Regions from separate parts of the Homo sapiens genome. Here region 2 is linked to region 1. The links are chromatin contacts, found by Hi-C or POLR2A ChIA-PET in ENCODE. All regions are on one chromosome and are shown on one strand. The core of a region is the stretch at or near the end of the contact, and the rest is flanking DNA. Distances in the headings are between cores, read along the strand shown. Region 1 overlaps ZBTB20 (zinc finger and BTB domain containing 20). Region 2 overlaps ZBTB20 (zinc finger and BTB domain containing 20).

The links. A loop is a pair of places that touch in the nucleus more often than their neighbours do. ChIA-PET counts read pairs that join two places held with the same protein, here RNA polymerase II (POLR2A).
Region 2: a map of Caco-2 shows a loop between it and region 1 (4-fold over the local background). The contact joins two enhancer-like sites. A Hi-C loop is called at or near these places in 1 of 168 maps with a recorded cell type or tissue (Caco-2). POLR2A ChIA-PET finds 5 or more read pairs at or near these places in 2 of 52 experiments (AG04449 and BJ).

What each region holds. Positions count from the first base shown.
Region 1 is chr3:114,363,375-114,367,118 of GRCh38, forward strand. All of the region lies in intron 10 of ZBTB20 (zinc finger and BTB domain containing 20), which reads right to left. ZBTB20-AS1 (ZBTB20 antisense RNA 1) reads left to right here. Exons shown (of 9, transcript NR_038993.1): 5 at 3,322-3,507; 6 at 3,593-3,744. Among named protein-coding and RNA genes, the nearest start is that of ZBTB20-AS1, 13 kb to the left of the region's middle. Within about 2 kb of position 2,102, at least 2 of the 41 ENCODE cell types and tissues checked have a DNase peak (open chromatin) inside an H3K27ac peak, as active enhancers do.
Region 2 is chr3:114,658,650-114,662,393 of GRCh38, forward strand. All of the region lies in intron 6 of ZBTB20 (zinc finger and BTB domain containing 20), which reads right to left. Among named protein-coding and RNA genes, the nearest start is that of MIR4796, 83 kb to the right of the region's middle. Within about 2 kb of position 1,687, at least 8 of the 41 ENCODE cell types and tissues checked have a DNase peak (open chromatin) inside an H3K27ac peak, as active enhancers do.

The DNA.
Region 1 (3,744 bases), core at 852-3,351:
GGATATTTGTTAGATTCTGTTTTTATCTCACCTTTTCTGAAAACTAATTAAAAATAATAATGAGAAGATAAAATATGTCCTTTGCCTAGGAAACCTGAAATAATGTGAAAAACATTACAATGAGCTGGGTCAGTATACTGATTATCAATCATTTCACATTTGAAGACAAAGAATTAAACTATTCCTTTATGGACCTGTTATCCCACCTGTAAAACAAAGGTGTGTATGCTTCACAGGGATGTTGTAGGGACAAATAGAATATGAGGCACACAAGGTTCCTAGGAAGAGAAACTGTACATGAGATAGATTTAGGGCATTACTAGTATTCTAATTGAGGCTGAGTCACAGTTGTATATGACTTGTTCCTGCTGGAAGACAGTAGTCAAGGCCAGAGCTCACACAGCCAACAAATATGTTCTGATTTGCTGCTCTCAGACACTGAGTCTGACACACTGCTCAGCAATCACTTACTGCTCCCTAAAGTGGTATTTTGCATTTCTAGGATTGTCATTGTCTCTAAATTTATACTTATATACATCGCTGATGAGGTTCTTCCCTTGCAAAAAGAAATTTCAGCCTTCCTCCAATTCAAGATACAGGCCTACTATTGAATACATAACAGTACATGGCCTTCAAATGTCATGCCTAGCCAATTAGCTAATCCTTTCCCAAAATAAACTTCACTGTAATATTTTTTTTTTCACTAGCATACATCCCCAGCTTAATTACTATTCTCTGGCATGTTATTTCAGTACATAAATTATCAATATGATTTTGTGTCAAAACCAACAATTTGACCAGGCATGTTGGCTCACACCTGCAATCCCAGCACTTTGGGAGGCTGAGGTAGGTGGATCACTTGAGTTTAGGAGTTTGAGACCAGCCTAGCCAACATGGTGAAACCTCGTCTCTTCTAAAAATACAAAATTAGCTGGGCATGGTGGCGCATGCCTATAATTCGAGCTACTCAGGAGGCTAAGGCAGGAGAATAATTTGAACCCTGGAGGCGGAGGTTGCAGTGAGCTGAGATCATGCCACTGCACTCCAGCCTAGGCAACAGAGTGAGACTCTGTCTCAAACAAACAAACAAACATCCCCCAACAATTTATGCAAACAACATCAGGGAAGCTAGGAAGCTCTATGAGCTATTCTCTGCCGTTCAGATATGTTCGATTGTCTTACTAGCTGAGCTTAACAGCCTTTTCTGTTTTTAAAGGACCACCATGCATGCCTCTAGTACAGCAATCTCTAACACTTAATCAACAGTTACGTCTACAGCAATACACAATAGCCAGGTCACTTTCACCCTGAGATTATACTAAAGGCTCACAATATGCTCAGAGTGTATGGAAAAGTGTCTCATTTCTTCTAAAGATCCTTAAATTCCTTGCTTTTATAGTATTATCCAACTGATTAATTAGTAGATTCATTTTTCAACTACTGTAGCCCCAAAGATACATATCGGCAGAGCCCTCCTGATTGTATTTTACCCTTGGCCTTTTCTCCTTTTAGTTTCCTCAGTTTGCACCTGTAATTTCACTTTTAGAACTTCTCTAGGCTCGGTGGCTAAACACCACACAGCACAGGCTTTATCTGATGTGCCGGCGCCTGGTGTGGTCTAAGACACACTGGTGTTTTGTTCTTGAAGTACAGGATTGATGTTCTGAAACCTAGGCTCTAACACAAAGGAGATCATTAGCTCATTTTAAGTGTCTCTTTTCTTCCCTCCCAGCCTCCTCCTACCCACCCCAATACTTCCTTAGTCCTAAGCACTGGCAGCAGATGGCAACCATATTCCAAAGCTGAGTATACATAAAATAGTGCCATGGAGAACAGAGTGGCTTCAAAGTTAGCCTTTCTATTCAAGTGGGATGGCGGGGACTTCTGGAGGAGTGAACTCATCTCTCATTCATTTAATCCTCTATTCATTCAGCCAGGAATTTGTTTTCCTACACATCCATCTACTGTCCAGCCAGTTGAGGGAGGGTGGGCATGAAGCATCTCTCTTGAGGGCCCTTCCAGCAGGAGGGCACTAAGATTTCTATGCCAAGCTCTTGTTTCCCTGGGCCAGCTCTGCCTGCTGCTGATCAAATCATGCCATTCCTGTAAGAGGAGCTTGGGAACACAGTGTGTAGGGGGTGGATTTCTCAAGAACTATCTCCTTGCTAGACTGACAGTCACATGCTGTATTCCCTAGACAAAGATTAGACCCAGGAAAAAGATGAAACAAGGAGGAGGATGTGGGGTTGCAGAAAACTGTGCAGGATGTTACAGTAACGGGAGGTGGGAGTGGGAAAACCTTTCCTTTTTGTTGTTTCAAGGTTTGCTAGAGCTTTTGCCTAATCATCTGTTTGAGCATCTTGAAAATAAGTATCTATTTCCATGGTATCTATCAAAAACAGGCACCAGATTATACTACAAAGTTGACCTGCCATATTGCTATTAGAATTAAAACATGTAGCAGCTTACATTCAAAAGAAAGCTTTTCTGTTTCCCCAGCATGAAAAGCAGAGGGTATTTGTGATACACTTTGTTTTGTAGGTCTGCTGAATGAAAAAAATAATCGGGTAAAAAATTAGTACCTATATTTTCACAAATGGGCATAATGCTTACAAATGCACTACATCATTATTTTAGCTTCATTCTCCCCACAACATTCATTTATTCATTCAACAAACATTTGCTGAGCACCTACTCCTAATTTGTGTAAGCACTTTGCTGGGTGCTAGGGATTCAGCAGTGGACAAGGTAAACAAGATTCCGCCCTCCTGAATTCTGTCACCTGGCCAAAATAAACATTTAACAAGTACGCTGCTAGAATTTTACTTGAGAAAAAGGAATAATTCATCTTACCTAGTATTTCTTCTGAATCTTTCTTAAACATATTTCTTGAAGGTCCAGACTCCTTTAACTAAGAAGTTCTATCTTAAATCTCTCTCTTTCCATTGTTATATTCATTCCTTTCTTGGTTACAATGTGGAGAGTTCAGATTGCAACTGCTATCATTTCTGGGGGGAATGGGGGTGGGACTGTAACCCTGAGAATCCTTGCTTTTCAAACTACACATATATTTTCTCTGTAAATATTGTACCATCTAATTTGCGTCTTTGGATTTTGTTGATTAGCCATCAACATGTGATTTAAGGAATACTGCATATGAGATGCAGAAATCATGACTCAGTAAGTTATTATTTTAAAGCTCTATTTTGGGATTTATACAGACTTGTGTACAGTCTAGTTTGGCTTTCAATCTAATCTGCAACTATTACTAGGAGGCTTTTAGATCAAGTTCCATACCCATGTGTCTCTGGAATTCTACAGTGAGAAGCAAAAGTGCTCAGGAGTTAAGAGAAGCAGACGTCCGAAATTATCTCCATGCATTACCAAAAACCGTGGGCACCACGGCACGGGGAAAACTTACCAGGTACAATGAGCCAGTGACTGTTACTGAATTTCTTAAGATTACACTTTTCCCAACTACTGCAGACTGCTTCAGAATAGAAGAAGGTAAGTAAGCAGGGTGATTACAAGCAATCCTCCTCGGAAGTGAAACTCACTCTTCTAAGTTTACCTCTGTTTTGAATTATTTCAGACAACTCTCATGCCATCAAGCCGACGGACTTTCAAAAAAATAAAAGATGCATTTCTTTACTTGTAAGTATTTGTCTTTGCAAAGGGCTCTCTGATATGGTAGCACAGAAGTTTGCACATTCTAAGGATCTGATGTTTTGCCCTCTTCGGGTA
Region 2 (3,744 bases), core at 437-2,936, 290 kb after region 1:
TTTTCATGGAGCAGCCATAAAATGGAGAATAACAATTGAAGCAGTGAATAGCCAAGAAGCATCTCTCAATCAATGAACCTGAGACAGCCTGTTCACTTCTGTCCATCATTCTTGTCCTTTAGATCTCAGTTTCAAATTCATTTCTTCTAGACATTCATCTCTTCCCATGTTTAATCTGGAACCATCTACCCTTCCACCAGACCAATTATCCTGGCAAATTAATGTAATAGACCAGTATTAATTATTTGCTTGTATGTCTTAACAACATTCTAGGTGCTGTGCCAAAAACAAATGAATAGCAACACAAGGTCTTCTGGTTACAAGCACATTACATTTTGGTTGGGGAGATTTTGACCCATCTCACAGTCATAATCTTCATCCAGGTTATCTCGTCAACCTCTATGTATGCATATATTCCAATATTTTGTTTTGCTTTTCTTTCTTCCTTGTAGTAATTTCACACAGACTATTCGCTTCAAGAACCTAACTAACTTCCTGTTGGTACCCAATCCTTTAACTCTAGAGGGTCAAATGGAGCCCTGTGGCTCCTGGCAGTGTTCCTGAAGATCAGGTCCCTCTGGTGGAACTCAGTTCTCACTGCCTTATCTAACCTTCCTCACTCAGCTTGTAATCAACTTAACTTTTAAAGTCTTTGTACACATTAGGTAATATTTGTTCTCTGAACTCCCAGAGGGGCTGTGGTAACTGCCCAACTAGGAAGCCCTACCCTTCATTATTCAGCAACAGCTTGAAGAATATTCTAATTCTAACTTTCCGCCCTCTGACAGACCAGCTGCATCAAAGGCTGTGTTCCCCTGTTTGTTTTTTTCCTGAAGCAGAGTCACCATTTCAAACTAAGTAATCTATGAGAAAAGTAAGAGCTCTGGGTCCAAATGTTTAAAACATGGCTCTTCTGTGAACCACGGCAAATCTAAACTGGATTATGCCTTATGCTGGAGTCAGAACTTACTTGGTCCCTTGTTCTTTGCCCTCTGGCTCCCTGCATGCTGTTCAGGGGAAGTTACTGGCTTTTGAACTGGCGGTTTGAAAACGAAGGCATTTTTCTTTTAGGGAGAACAGTCTTTCAGTGATTTAAACAACAAGCCTTGTGATCAAAATAATTCATAAAGGAAAAGATTTATGAAGTGACTTCACTAGCACACAATGCATTTTAAAAACTTTGTTTTTTAAATAAATCTGTCAGTACAGAAGCCAAGACAACACATCTGAATGCAATATCAGTGGACACACCCTGAATCTCTTCTTCTTTGCTTGTCCAAGACTGTGGTAGAAAAGGGAAATGATTCTCTTTGTCTTTTCTTATTTAATATTATTATTAAAAATTTTTTAAAAATTCTAGTTCCATGAAAAGACTTTGAAAAATTGTGCCTACTTTTGTTTCCTGCAGGAAAACCTGCCTTGTAAAAATGTATTTTCCATTGACCACTTGTGCTTGTTTAAGAAAATAAAAAATAAATAAAGAACTCCAACTTATAATGAATACCTCTGGCATTAGGGAGCCTGTTCTAATCTCCCTTTATCAAGTTTGAGTGATAGTTCTGCTCAACGAGTATTGACAGGGCCGTCCTGTTTCTCAGGCTTTCGTTTCCCTCGGTTGGAGAAGGATACAGTGCATTTTCACATTCTCAAAGTCTGCAGTTGTTTTTATATAAGAAGCAATTTGCTTGGGTCACGTCAGGTCGAATGGGATGCCTGCCCAGCTCTTGGTTTTAAAGGAAAAACATACAGAAAGACACAAAAACACAGCAGTTTCCTTCATTAAATTCCACTCTACCTGCCATGGGCTTCTAGCCACAATGGAATTTCCCACCCTGGCCTAGCCTAGCCTAACTTTTATTTTTAGGGATTTTTTTTCCCCTTTAAATCTTATGAGCTTTCTTTCAAGTGAACTTTGAGGTAAGGATTATTAAATGATAGAGTAATTGCCTGGTTAAAAAAGAATCAGACATAAAAAACAAATGCCTAGTGACCTTCCATAATATCGCTGGATAACCACCCCCTGGATAACAGCCTTTCAAAAACTGTTCATAATCAGCACAACAAGACAGGTCATGTAATTTAAAATTAAAACCTGAATCATTTAATGAATAGGGATCAGCATTTTTTTCAATAGTACCCTCTTCTTACCTAATTGCATTGGATGAAGATAATTTTGGAGAAGAAAATGAATAAATGAAAACACAAGGAACTAGATAAATAGATGGGGCGGGTGGATGGGGGGTGGAGAGAGAGACAGCAAGTGAGAGAGAGAAGCTTTTGGACCTCTCTCTCCAAAAAGCCATTTATGCTTTTCCCCATTGCCTAGGGGCAACTGATTTAATCAGGATTGTTCATGTGGATTATCTAAACTATGAAAAGCAACAGGGAGCACTTCCCAAGAAATCCAGACTGGGTGTGCTGCAGAATACTTGGTTTGGGGCCTGGAGCTAAGTAGACTGTTCACATTGTACTCAGGGTCCTAAGAAAAGTGGCTCAGTGTCTCTGTAATTCTTTGTCCCTTTGATCTACCTCAACATTTGGTGTCTCTTGGCATTAGGAAAGCTCACGAAAATGACCCTGCCTAGTTAACAGATTCATAGTCTGGGCACACAAAAAAAGGGTAAGAAAGAAAAAAAGCTTTGGTAATGAGGGAGAGAAACGTACCTTCTTGCTATCTTTGCTGGGCATAAATAAAAATCGAAAGATGTGATTTTTGGAGATGTGAATCCCGTTCTTCCCATATTTAGTAATAGCCTTTTCAGAGCCAATTCAAGACCTTCTATCAACCACCTCTGTTAAACATATCAAGTTAGATTTCTCATTCATTATTTTCAAGCTGGATTTTGCATAATCTTCCTTCAAATGAAGAAGTTTACTTTTCGAACATGTCATTTGCTCTTAGCACTGTTGTTCTCCTTCACCCATTTTGGCTTCTTATCCTCAAATCCCTGATTCCTTATTAAAGTGGATTGTTAATGCAGCCATTCTTTAGCACCACAGCACATTTATAAATCAAAAATTAGTTTACTCTGCCTGGCTTCCAAAACCATTTGCTGCTTGAAACCATTTCATGAGTTTGTCTACTCATGTGAATAAATAAAAACTTGCCTATAATGTGACTTTGGGAAAGGAAAGAGCAACTATATGAAACGAATTCTACAGAGGCCAAAATTATTTTCACGAGTTTCATGGATTCAGCCCTTGCATGTGCCATTCTACATTAACTTTATCTCTGAGATTAGGATTTTGCTTCTCTTTTTTTTTTTAATTATACTTTAAGTTTTAGGCTACATGTGCACATTGTGCAGGTTAGTTACATATGTATACATGTGCCATGCTGGTGCACTGCACCCACTAACTCGTCATCTAGCCTTAGGTATATCTCCCAATGCTATCCCTCCCCCCTCCCCCCACCCCACCACAGTCCCCAGAGTGTGGTATTCCCCTTCATGTGTCCATGTGATCTCATTGTTCAATTCCCACCTATGAGTGAGAATATACGGTGTTTGGTTTTTTGTTCTTGCGATAGTTTACTGAGAATGATGATTTCCAATTTCATCCATGTCCCTACAAAGGATACGAACTCATCATTTTTTATGGCTGCATAGTATTCCATGGTGTATATATGCCACATTTTCTTAATCCAGTCTATCATTGTTGGACATTTGGGTTGGTTCCAAGTCTTTGCTATTGTGAATAATGCCGCAATAAACATACATGTGCATGTGTCTTTATAGCAGCATG